2 separate regions of the Homo sapiens genome follow, and region 2 is linked to region 1. Evidence: read pairs that join two places in POLR2A ChIA-PET (ENCODE). Cell type or tissue: HepG2. All regions are shown on one strand. Links, peaks and the distances in the headings refer to the core of each region. The heading gives the core; the rest is flanking DNA.

Region 1 (6,322 bases), core at 1,323-6,322:
TGTATCGGGTCCAAATACATCTTTCACAGTTATAAAACATTCAAATAAATATTTGTTGGGACGGAGCATGGTGGCCCACACCTGTAATCCTAGCACTTTGAGAGACTGAGGCAGGAGGATTGCTTGAGCCTAGGAGTTTGAGACCAGCCTGGGCAATATGGCAAAACCCTGTCACTATCAAAAATACAAAAATTAGCTGCATGGTGGTAAGCATCTTTAATCACAGCTACCTGGGAGGCTGAGGTGGGAGGATGGCTTGAGCCCAGGAAGTGGCAGTTACAGTGAGCTGAGGTCACACCACTGTACTCCAGCATAGGTGACAGACTCAGACCCTTTTTCAAATAAATAAATAAATAAATATTTGTTGAATGGAATGAACAAGTGATTGGGACAGATGGTAGACAGAATCTACTCATATCTTTCAAATCCCTATTTAATCAAGAGCACCTATGTTTTATCCTCCCAACAGTACAAGTGCTACATTGAGAGGAGAAAAACTATAAAGAAATATACAATAAGCAAATAATACACATTGATATGCTATTCAGATTTTTTTTCCATTTTGTGGAGAACGGGGTCTTGCTATGTTGCCCAGGCAGGTCTCAAACTCCTGAGTTCAAGCTATTTTCCTACCTCTGCCTCCTTAAGTGTTGGGATTACAGTGTGAGCCACCGTGCCCAGTGCTATTCTTTTTTTTTTCTTTCTTTTTCTTTTTTTTTTTTTTCTGAGACAAAGTCTTGCTCTTTTGCCCAGACTGGAGTGCAGTGGCACAGTCTCAGCTCACTGCAACCTCCGCCTCCTGGGTTCAAGTGATTCTTCTGCCTCAGCCTCCCCAGTAGCTGGGATTACAGGCACCCACCACTACACCCAGCTAATTTTTGTATTTTTAGTAGAGATGGAGTTTCACCATGTTGGCCAGGCTGGTCTTGAACTCCTGAGCTCAGGCAATCTGCCCGCCTCGGCCTCCCATAGTGCTGGGATTACAGGCATGAGCCACCGCACCCGGTCCAGATTTATTAAGCAATAGTGGTGCATTTCATGCACAGGTATCAGCTAGTCTAGTAATAATTCTCCTCCACAAATCATTGGGAAAAAGGCGGCAATTTTGTACTTTTCCTTTATGTTCAGAAGCATCAGCAATATACAACTCAATGTCTACACAGGTCTTTGTTACACAGCATGAGTCACAAAATGTTTGCCACCAGAGCAGGATAAGTTTTTGAGCTTGTAATAGCAAGAAACTGGTTTGAAGAAAATCTTGCAGTTATAAAATAAAGTGATTTTTTTTGAAATGTGTTGTTGAGAGAAGTGATTTGTCATGTAGTTATTTATTGTATCAGTTATTTTGCCTGGTTACCCTGATATCCCACCTCTAACCTCAAAACTAAACATTTTATTTGAGATCTGTTTATTTGCTTCTCTGATTCTTGGCCATATATCTAATTTCTACATCCTCTTGGTCAGGATTTCGTGTGCATCTTAAGCTTGCTTCCGGTAAGTTATCCCCAACTGCCAAACATCTTATACAAAAAGAAGGTACAGTCTCTATCCCACCGCAAACTCTCTCCTATTTCTCATAGCTGGATCATCCTGTCACTCACTCATTTCATAACACTTAGCACTTGCACACCAGGAATTAAGCTAGGTCTAATTTTGGTCTTTGCCCTTAAGGATCCCAGTGTGATGCTGTAAGGACCCAGTGAACACTGTTGAGCCCAGGAGCGAGGTGACTAATCCGTGAGCCAGGTGCTCTAAATATACAGTAAAGGGCCATTTAATTTTTGCACCAACCTTAAAAGAGAAGGACTTTTGTCGTCATGTTTGCCAGATTAGGAAGCTGAGGCTCAGGGAGGTTCGGAACCTTGCCGGACCGAGTTGGCAGGAGGCGAGACGAGGCTCTAAGCCCTGCTCCCAGAGCTCTTTCTCCCCCATCAAGCTGCGTCCACGCGGTTAGGAAGCATCGCTTGGGCCCTGGGGGATGGGCAGCGGCAAAGGAGAGCTTTTTCCTGTCCGCTCGGGGAAGAGCGCCCAGGGGAAAGGGGTTGTGGGTCCCGGCACGCGGCACTACGCTCCCCGTCCCCCGCCTCGTCTTTCTTCGGCTCGGCCCGTGGGGCTTCCGCCGCCCTGGGCTTGCAGCTGGGACTCATTTCCAGATCGGTCGAAGGCAGGTCTTCCTTCTAGGGACCGGTAGCTCAGAGGAAGGACCGGCGGCAACCGCTGCCCTGTCCGAAAGTGCGTCTCCTTTTTCATTCCGAAATGAAATTCGTAGTTGGTTAAAACGGGGCTTGCCAGCACGATTTACAAACAAGACGAGCGCTCGCTGCAATCACATGAGGAGAAAAGGAAAGGACTAATTCATAATGCGGTCACTAGAGCCTCGATGTGCCCAGGGGAGCGCCCGCCGAGCGCCAGCGGGAACAGCGCATCGCGGACGCTGCAGGGAGTGTGGCCCCTCCGCAGGCGCGTGCACAGGCTCGCATTCTGGAGGGCAGCGCATCTCAGCCGTGCGCCCGGTCCTTGCCACCCCAAACTCCGGCAGCGAACAACGCGTCCTGGGGGCGGCCCCGCGGCTGCTCTTGGAGGCGGCGGAAAAGGCGCGTCCGCGGCTTGGGGGACGGAGGCGGGGTCGGGGGCGAAGGGAGGCGGCTCCTGGGGCCCAGAAAGCTGGCGAGGATGAGGAACCTCCCCCCACCTCCACTCCCAGCTCTCCGAACCGTGAAGACACTGCCCCGGCGCAAAGCGTCTCTAGCGGTCCTAGGCGCACCTGTTTCTGTAGAAAACGTGTTTTGTGCTCACGAGGCACACGAGGGAGGGCTTTGGGCACACAGCCCATTCATACGCTGGACACTGCATGTTTATTTTTGTGAAAAGAATACCTCCTTATTGCTAGACACCTGCAATCAATCCCTCCACCCTCAGAAGATCACTGTAAACATTTAGGGATCCACCCTTTGAAACTTTTCCGAGGCATGTGATGCACAGACACACACACATAATGGGAGTAAGCCATAGCATGTTCTTTTTTTTTTTTTTTTCTTTTTTTGAGAAGGAGTTTTATTCTGTTGCCCAGGCTGGAGTGCAGTGGTGCGATCTCAGCTCACTGCAACCTCCACCTCCCGGATTCAAGCGATTCTCCTGCCTCAGCCTCCTGAGTAGCTGGGATCACCGGCATGCACCACCACGCCCAGCTAATTTTTTTTTTTTTTTTTTGTATTTTTAGTAGAGACGGGGTTTCACCGTGCTGGCCAGGCTGGTAGCTGGGATCACAGGCATGCACCGCCACACCCAGCTAATTTTTTTTTTTTTTTTTTTGTATTTTTAGTAGAGACGGGGTTTCACCATGCTGGCCAGGCTGGTCTCGAACTCCTGACCTCAGGTGATCTGCCTGCCTCGGCCTCCCAGAGTGCTGGGATTACAGGCGTGAGCCATCGCGCCTGTCCAGCAACCACTTTTAAAACAAATCCTTAACCATGAACACACATTTTTAAGCATATGGTTTTACAGATGCTGGTGAAAATGGGGAGAAAAGGGAACTCTGATATGCTGTTGGGTAAACTAGCACAGCTGCTATGGAGAATAACATGGAGGTTCCTCAGAAAACTACAAGTAGAACTACTCACATGATCTAGCAATCCCATTACTTAAAATCTATCCAAAGGAAAGGAAATCATTATATCAAAGAGAAATCTGCACCCTCATGTTTATAGCTGCACTATTCAGAATAGCCAATATGGAATTGACCTATGTGTCCAACAATAGATGAATGAATAAGGAAAACGTGGTATATGTACACAATGGAATGCTATTTGGCCATAAAAAAAAATGAAATCCTGTCATTTGCAGCAACTTGGATGGAATTGGAGGATATTAAGTGAAATAAGCCAGGCACAGAAAGATAAACACCACATGTTCTCAGTCACATGTGGAACCTAGAAAAAGTTGATGTAATAGAAGTAAAAGGTAGAACAGAGGATGCTAGAGGCTGGGAAGGGGAGGGGAAGGTGGTGATAGGGAGGGATTTGTTAAAGGATTCAAGATTATAGCCAGATGGGAGGACTAAGTACTAGGGTTTCACACCACTGTAGGTTGACTACAGTTAACAATAATAGACCAGGCATGGTGGCTCATGCCTGTAATCCCAGCACTTTGGGAGGCCAAGGTGGGCAGATTGCTTGAGCTCAGGAGCTCGAGAACATGGTGAAACCCCCACTCTACTAAAATACAAAAAAATTGCCGGGCTTGGTGGTGTGTGCCTGTAATCCCAGCTATTTGGGAGGCTGAGGCAGGAAAACTGCTTGACCCAGGAGGTGGAGGTTGCAGTGAGCTGAGATGGTGCCACTGCACTCCAGCCTGGGTGACAGAGCAAGACTCCGTCACACACACACACAAAATAATAATAGTAATAATATATAGTTTCAAATAGCTAGAGGGAGGATTGAACCTTCCCAACACAAAGAAATGATAAATGTTTGAGATGATGGATATGCTAATTACCCTAATCTGAAATTATACATTGTATGTATGAAACATGACTGTGCACCCTATGAATATGTACAATTATTATTTGTTAATTAAAATAATACAACTTTAAAACACATGGTCTTAAACATTATCGTTTTTGCACACTCTGAAGCATATATTTTGCATCCTGACATCATGTCATAAGTGAAAAGATAAGAGACTTTCATTATTACTGCTCCAAATGCATGAATGCTCAATAACCTGTGATCTATTTTTCATAATTCACATTTATAAAAAGTAACTTTGGAACTTCAGTCATTGTCAGCTAGCAGACAGTTTTTCCTGCTCCACAATTAAATAAGTCAGTATTCTTGGAAGTATTGTACAAGTTGTTTGGGAGCTCCCTACACATTGCCACTGGATAAGAAGACCTGAAACCCAGCCATGTGTGATGGCTTACACATATAATCCCAGCATTTTGGGAGGCCGAGGCGGGCAGATCACCTGAGGTCAGGAGTTCGAGACCAGCATGGCCAACATGGTGAAACCCCGTCTTTACTAAAAATACAAAAATTAGCTGGACATGGTGGCATACACCTGTGGTCCCAGCTACTCAGTAGGCTGAGGCAGGAGAATCACTGGAACCTGGGGCGGGTAGGCTGCAGTGAGCCAAGATGGTGCCACTACACTCCAGCCTGGGTGACAGAGCGAAACTCTTTCTCAAAAACAAACAAACAAATAAAAACCCTGAAACTTGTCTTTCAGCAGAGGGATTTTAGTGAGTTAGTATCAAGGGGTCATCACTTCCTTTTCTTCTTGGATAGCTGACACAAGACAGGAAGACTAAGGGCTCTTTCTGATATCTGAAGATCCCTTTCAGGAAACCCATTCTGTTGTGTTTCTTAAGGTGTGATAAAGCTTGTCCAGCCTCCACACCGTATAAAGTTCTCCTTTATACACCCATGTATCAGCAGAGCTGCCCTGTAGGTAGGATTCTTACTCCCACGTGGCCAGTGAGTAGCAAGCAAGGCCCCAAGTAAGGTCTTTGGGTGCTGTCTGTTCTTTCATGAGAGTCACTTTGATATGAGAAAGGGGTTGGGGAAAGATGCCTGAGTCTGGGCGTGGGCTGGGAGGGAAGCACATTTAGGGTGCTGAAACCACATCTTATTTCGTGTGCCATTTTGCTCAGGGCCAGCCCGAAGTGAGAATGGCTTTTCTCGGTCAATTCCTAGTTTTGCCACCATCATCCTTACACCCGAATCCTAGTAAGTCTGTTCTCCACTGAACTGAGCTGAGTGCAGCTGACAGCAGGCACGGCGGTGCCCCATTTGCCACCCCAGGGAGGCCGAGCAGCGGAGAGTGTGTGGCCACGGCCCCTCCACTCTCCCAGCAAACCCACGGGGGCCTCGGTGCGGACAGAGACCCGGTGTGGGGAGGCCGCTGCCCCTGCACGCTGGGCCACGGGGGTTTGGGCGGGGAGGAGCTTGTACTGGGTGGGCGGGGAGGAGCCCGGACGGCGGGAGCGGCTGCGGCGCGCGGGCGCCCTCGGAGCCGCGTGCTGGGGGTCGTAGGGGCCCACCGCGCTCAGCCAGACGTTCAGACGCTCGGACAAGCATGGTCTATAACCCAGGAAAGGGGAGCAGGGCCACTCCCGCGGGCGGCCCCAGCGATGAACCGGACGCCCCCACCCTGCCGGGAAAAAAGCAGTGGCGGTCAGGCCGCGCTGTCTCTTTAAGATCGTGTTCCTACTAACACTGACGGTGAGTAACCTGGCCCTGGGTCCCGGGAGACATCCCGAGGTAGGATGGGCCCTTGGCCTCCTACGGATAGGCGGGTGAGAGTACAAATCTCTGGGCGTGGA
Region 2 (6,725 bases), core at 1,451-6,450, 540 kb after region 1:
AGGCCTCGAGACGCCCCTCCCCGTACCCTGCTCTTCCTTACAAGTCCAGCAAGGGGCAGGTGGCCACAACTTGTCCTGCCTGTAGCTCCACCTCAGGGCAGGGGCAGGGCCTTGGTTTGTGCAGAACCCCCTGGCCCCACAGTGGGCGCTGAGTTTACGGAATCGGTCTTCATGATCAAAACCCACCGGGAGGCCGTCTGCGGACCGCGCACCTTCGCAGCGTGCTCCTCAGCGGACCCCAGCCTTCTCAATTCCCAGTTAAAACCCAGGCAGCTGCCTGCTCAAGCCACGATCAAGTGTACAGGGGAGACCGCCTGATCGGCTTAGAAAGAGTGCATGAACGACAGAATGCAGGTTGGGTTCTGTGCCAGTCCCTCTCCAGGACAGTGGTCTGGTGCACACTGGATGTAAGTTCCTTCCCCCGCTAGTTGGGGCACGGAAGACCCTAGCATTCCTGGTGGGTAGAAGGCTGGAAGTCGTTTCTCCTCCCCTAAGCAGGTTGAGAACCCCATCCTCACACAAGCAATGATCTCATCTCCACAACCTTCCACTCCTTTGGCCCCTCATTCCCACTACCCGTCTTGAGTTCTGGGAAGGCACCCCCCCCACCACTCCGCTTCTCCCCTGGACTCCCAGTGCCCTGACTTCTCCTTCTGGCCAGAAGCCAAGGCTGGCTCCCAAGGGGCTATGGCCATGGTCTCGTTCCCAGCCCCGCAGCCACCACTGTGGGAAAACACTAGAGCTGGGCTGTCCCCTCCCACAGGCAGGCAGGGACCACAAAAGTGGTGGCTGCCCTGGGATTGTGGGGGAGGCCCAGTCCAGCCTCCCTCCACCCAGAGAGCCTTCCCTCTTGGTACCCAGAAAGGCTTTAGCCCAAACATCTTAGCCCCATCAGAGCAATCGTTTCATTTTCTCCATTTTATTTGTCAATATAAAAATACTCAAATATTTACAACAAATAAATACGCGGGGACACAATAAGTTACACTGTTAGGAGCCCTCCTCCTAGGGCTGGAAGAGAGTATGCCATTGTCCACAGCAGGCCCACCCTCTCCCTTCTCTCCCCTCACACAGCCTTTCCCAGCCCTGTACAGGAAGAAGGCAAGTATAAAATACCACTGAACCCCGGGGCCAAGTGGGAGGCCCCACCCACCCTTCCCCCCAAACACACAGGAGGCTCCATCTCCCTCCCCCCACCCTGAAAACATTCACAGCCCTAGGAGCAGGACTAGGCCCACCCCAAGCCCTGCACTCCCTCTGAAGGGGCACAGCACCCTGTCCACCCCACCTCCATATGTACATCGCTGCCCGACACTCGGGGCAGTGGGGGTAGGAGAGACAAAGTGATACGACCCCTTCCCCTTCATAGCTCCAATGACTCACCAGGAGGACCCAGGCCAAGGGAAGACTTGACAGAAACAGGAAGGCTATGCCACAAGCGCGCACGCGCGTGCACACACACATACACACACACACAAACACATGTGCAAATACAGACAAACACACATCTTGAAACTTCTGCCTTGAAAAGTTTTGGCGGCTGGGGTCCCGCGTGTCTGTGATTCACAGAGAGGAGGAAGATGCCTTCTGCGAGGCTGGTGCCCTGGTGAGCCACACCAAGTGGCAGTGCCCGTGCTGAGCAGAGCAGGTCCTCATGGCCGGGTGGGTGCTGGGCAGTATCTGTCCCAGACAGAGCAGGTGCCCGTGCCATGTCCCTGAGGTAGCTGGTGCCTGTGCAAAAGTAGGAGCTACACCTCCCACGCTTCCCGCCGACGCGGTGGGGGTTCCCCTCATACTGATGACTCCTCGGGGTTGGAGTCGGGCAGTGGCTGGCGTTGCTGCAGTTTGCGTCTCAGTTCATCCGCGAGCTCAGGCAGGGGGTGCCCGAGCCCTCCCCGGTCCTCCCCTCCTAGTTGTAAGCGCACGTAACCATTGGCATTTGAGTTCCGCCCACCCCCCAGGTGAAGCCGAGTTGGAGAAGGCAGAGGCTGGCCTGGGATGCCTGGAGGTGGCGAAGGGGGCCCCCCACCGGGCTGGCACCGGGCATGCCCAGGTACTATCTTAAGGGAGCCATCTGAATAGTAGTAACCGACAGGATCCCAAAGTTTCTCATCTGGTTCAGGACAGGGCCGGAAGGGGGGACTGGTGGGCTCCTTGGGCAGCTCCAGGGGGTACACCAAGGTCCTCTCAGTAGCCTTGGCCCCTTTCTCCAGCTCTTCCCGCAGCCGCCGGCGCAATGACAGCACCAGCAGCAGCAGCACCAGGCACACAGCCCCCAGGGCCACCACCGCCAGCCACACCAGCCCCAGGTTTTCCAGGGGGGCCCGGGCCTCCAAGGTCACCGACGGGCCTGCCACGACAGCCACAAGGTAGCCTTCAGCAGCCAGCCGCGCCCCCTGCTCCTCTGAAAAGCAGTGGTAGGCCCCGGCATGGCGGGGCTGGGCAGCCATCACAACCAGGGCCTGGAGCCGGGCATCGTAGAGGAAGGACCCGGGCTGTTCCGCAGGCAGGTCCCGGCCCCCAAAGGTCCAGCGGGCATGGGCCAAGTTGGAGGAGAGGTGGCAGGGCAGCACCAGGTCTGTGCCCGCCACCACCGTGATGTTTTTGGGAGTGGGCCTGACTGTAGTGGCAGAGAAAACAGAGTGCATGTTAGTGCAGGAAAGCAGGGCTGGGGAAGAGGAGAACAGAAACTCCAGCTCTGGTCCAGGGCTCAGCCCGATGCGACGGGAATGAAAAAGCTCACCTTTCTTACTGCCACGGAGGTTGCAGATGCCTGAAGTGTCCGAGGTCATCACATGCTGGATCAGTAGAGATCTGGTAGGGGATGTAGGGTACATCAGCAGCCTGGCTCCAACCACCCTGAGTCCCTGGAGGTCCTGGCCTATGTAGAGCCCAACTCACCCAGAGTGGCCACCCACGGCCACACAGCGGCTGGTGTTGACGCTCCAGGCGCAATAGGGGTCCCGGGCGAGGACACAGTCTGCACAGGAGCGATACTTCATGCAGTCGGCCACGGGCAGCTGCACCAGCTGAGAGCGGGAGCCGGCAAAGAGCAGCTTCTGCGAGAAAAGCGGGGCGCAGGAGGGGGGTCGGCCAGGGCCACACCACGGGAGGGGCGGCCGGACCAGAACGCAGCATGGGGACAGCTTGGACTCCTGCAGGGGGCACAGCACGGGGCGCCAGAAGGAGGAACAAGGGAACAAGGCAGAGCTATAGTGCTGAAAAGGGAACTCTAAGAACCGCAGAACTCAGAGGGCTTACACAGGCCAGATGCAATCCTAAGCCCCTTATCGACGTGACGTTATTAGAAAGGGATGATGGGGCTGTGAGGCCAAAAAGTATAATCACACACACTCACACACACATAGTGCAGGAAATACATTTCAAGGCCCATCAGCCCTCACAACAGCAGCAGCATAACATAAGATGTTTTCCTGTTTCAACGGTGGATGCCAATCTGTGTGTTTATTCAACCACACACTTTCTTTCTGCCATTATTCCATGTTCTAGGGGACAATTTTGAGTCATAATAGCTGGTAAAAGGCAAACAAATCAAAGTTCAGGAGGTGTAGCAAACATGCCACAAGAGTATTGCACAAGGCAACTAGGAACAGCAGGTCATGCCTGGAATCCCAGCACTTTGGGAGGCTGAGGTGGGCAAATCACTTGAGGTTAGGAGTTCAAGACCAGCCTGGCCAACATGGTAAAACCTTGTCTCTACTAAAAATACAAAAATTAGCCGGCTGGCCAGGCGCAGTGGCTCACGCCTGTAATCCCAGCACTTTGGGAGGCTGAGTCGGGCGGATCGCAAGGTCAGGAGATCGAGACCATCCTGGCTAACACGGTGAAACCCCGTCTCTACTAAAAATACAAAAAATTAGCCAGGCGTGGTGATGGGAGCCTGTAGTCCCAGCTACATGGAAGGCTGAGGCAGGAGAATGGTGTGAACCTGGGAGGCAGAGCTTGCAGTGAGCCGAGATTGCGCCACTGCACTCCAGCCTGGGTGACAGAGCGAGACTCCATCTCAAAAAAAAAAAAAAAAAAAAAAATTAGCTGGGCATGGTGGCACGTGCCTGTAGTCCCAGTTACTTGGGAGGCCGAGGCAGAATTGCTTGAACCCGGGAGGTGGAGGTTGCAGTGAGCAGAGATCATGCCACCGCACTCCAGCCTGGGCGACAGAGTGAGACTCCATCTCAAAGAAAACAAAAACAAAAACAAAAAACCTTTAGCTGGGCATAGTGGCAGGCACCTGTAATCCCAGCTACTCAGGAGGCTGAGGCATAAGAATAGCTTCAACCTGGGAGGTGGAGGTTGCAGTGAGCTGAGATCGCGTCACTGCACTCTAGCCTGGGTGACAGAGTGAGACTCCATCTCAAAAAAAAACCAAAAAGAGTATTGCACAAGGGTATAATGCAAGCACTTCAGGGAAACAGTCACGGAAATGGGGGCTGGAAGGAAAACCACCATGGTGAGGGCATCATAAACATCTCACAGCCTGGGAGGTCTGGTCACAGGGGCATGGTCAGGGAAGAGGCCAGAGCCAGAACCACAGCACAGCTTGGAGGGTCTGAAAGAAACATGGGAGCAGTTGCCAAGGCTTGATGCTGGGAGCGCAGCCCCGTGACCTGGCTATATATAATGGCCCTGTGCAGTGCAGATTCCATTCTGTTTTCATTCTCGTTTCCAGGAACCCACCCCAAGTTAGGCAAGGTGTGCATCCACATGTGTGTGTGTTCCTAACTCTGCACTGGCCAAGCACATAGGCCCAACTGGGAGAAGCAGCCAGATGGAGAGAGTGAGATGGGATAGTGCTGGGGACAGTGGCAGATAGGGCCCAACTTACTACCTTGCTCTGAGATAGCACCAGGCTTCTCATGGGCTCCTGGTCAAACAGCTGCAGCTCCTCAATCAGGTGAACCCAGGGCCCCAGGCTCACAGCCTTGAGCAGCCAGCCGTCTCCTGGGGGGTGCAGAGGAGAAGGTGTAAATGAGAGGGCACAAGGCCGTGGGGCAGCTCCAAATCTCCCTGCCCTGGGCACACGGGCTTCTGCCCAGCCTTGAGCAGCCATGCCTGCATACCCATGCACCCACCTGTGCCAATGAACAGCACTGTATAGGTGGCTCCATCAAGTCCTGTAACCCGGTCGGCCACCAGGTGGGTGAAGTTGGTGCCCTTCTTCACGAGCAGGGGGCGGCTCCACCGAGGCCCCACCTGCTCCTCCATCAGCGGGTGCTTCTTGACGAAGTTGAGGATGTTGTCGGGTAGCTCCAGGGAGCTGGTGTAGCCGTGGCGCCGATGCCAGTTGTTAATGCACTGGGGGCAGGGTGTGGGGGGCAGGCCATCAGCAGGGTGGGATGGCACCGCAGCTGGGTGGGGAGATGCATCCCTGCCCTAGCACTCACCGAGCCAGGCCGAGGGCTGGGTACAGGGTCAGTGTAGCGGTCCCACTTCTGGGCTTCCTCATGGTACTCCTTATAGGGGCCCTCAAACACCCGCTGGATCTCTTCCAACTGGTACTCACAGATGGCCGACAGGTACATGTCACCCCTGTCACAGCGAGAGGGAGCCCAGGGTCAGGTACCCACCTTATCTCTTCCCACCCCAGCTAAGGGCAAGCAGCAGGAAGGCAGGGCCTGGCACAAACTGGCCATGGGTACCAGAATGCCCTGGCAGCTCAAGTGCCACCTGGCATGGGGCCCTGCCCCTTCACAGGCAGCTCTGAAAGGGGCAGGTGCCAGCATTCTCCTTGGCTTCTGGACACCTGGCTTCCGGGACTGCCTCTGAGGCCTGGTCCAGGCTCCCACCCATGCACCGTCCCTGACCTGAACCCCAGCTCCTCCCCACTCTGTGGGAGCCCTGGCCAACTCACCACTGTGCTTGAAAAACCCCAAAGAAGGTGGTGTTGTGCCAGGAGGTGTCCTGCAGGGTGTGCATCGCCTGCAGCTGGTTGAAGTAGAGCTGCCAGTTCGGGGCAGAGCATGCCAGCCGCGCCTTCAGGAACGTGGTCCACTTCCTCTGCAGGGTCCGTGCGCCCCCCATATCGCCCTGGCAGACGGCAAGGGGACACTGCCGGTCAGCCCCGCTGGGCCAGCAGGGCTCCCAGGGCCCACCGCTGTGAGACTCGGTACCTTGCAGACACGGGCCACACGAGCCACCACCTGCTCGGCATAGCAGTCGGACTCCACTGCCCGCTCCCTGAAGAAGAAGTAGACCTTGTCGTCGTCCCCCGTGAAGCTGCCCACACTCTCAGGTACATAGGCAGAGCCTACAAAGTGAGGTTCTGTGGGAAGGGGAGGAGGTCAGCAGGGAGGGGCTGGGCCCCGGGGGACCTCCCACCCATGGCTCCCACAGGCCCCCCGGTGGCTCACCGTTGAGCCAAAAGGCCAGGTACTCTGTCTTCATGGAGTGGTGGGGCCCCATGTTACGCAGGATAATGGGTTCCGTGCCCAGGAAGTTGTTGAGTGTGGCCGAGTACAGCTCACCATCTATGGGAGACAGAGGTCAGCTAGGCCACACATGAGGTATGGACACATCCGGCCAACACAGACCCAAGTGGAACCAAGCCCCAAGGACTCACCCAGCCTGCATGGGGGGCAGCCACTCACCCACAAGAAGGCCAGCATGGCCCTTAGCTGGGTCATAGGGACACTTGCCCTTCCCATCTTCAAACTCTCCATGCTCCAAAGTGAAGGTGAGCATGTTCTAAGGACAGAGAGAGAGGTGAT

Evidence for each region. Peaks named below come from ENCODE experiments on the same cell type or tissue, not always from the same donor. Only the 100,000 strongest peaks of a DNase experiment are listed, where the experiment ranks them.
Region 2: POLR2A ChIA-PET joins it to region 1 with 7 read pairs; 4 of 35 experiments call an interaction of 5 or more read pairs at or near these places.

The regions. Positions count from the first base shown.
Region 1 is chr2:96,319,345-96,325,666 of GRCh38, forward strand. ITPRIPL1 (ITPRIP like 1) reads left to right here and starts at 5,973. Exons shown (of 3, transcript NM_001008949.3): 1 at 5,973-6,221. RefSeq lists silencers at 258-327, 2,541-2,800, 5,888-6,137 and enhancers at 1,481-1,590, 6,160-6,322. In HepG2, for the core only: a CTCF peak has its summit at 2,762; no DNase peak of the experiment used is centred there; H3K4me3 peaks cover 2,831 bases; H3K27me3 peaks cover 2,670 bases.
Region 2 is chr2:96,858,836-96,865,560 of GRCh38, forward strand. It overlaps SEMA4C (semaphorin 4C), which reads right to left. Exons shown (of 15, transcript NM_017789.5): 6 at 6,606-6,702; 7 at 6,369-6,485; 8 at 6,129-6,280; 9 at 5,870-6,045; 10 at 5,403-5,547; 11 at 5,091-5,313; 12 at 4,847-4,959; 13 at 2,902-3,059; 14 at 2,744-2,814; 15 at 883-2,620. The coding sequence ends at 1,791. Among named protein-coding and RNA genes, the nearest start is that of ANKRD39, 4.2 kb to the left of the region's middle. In HepG2, for the core only: no CTCF peak of the experiment used is centred there; a DNase peak (open chromatin) is centred at 3,536.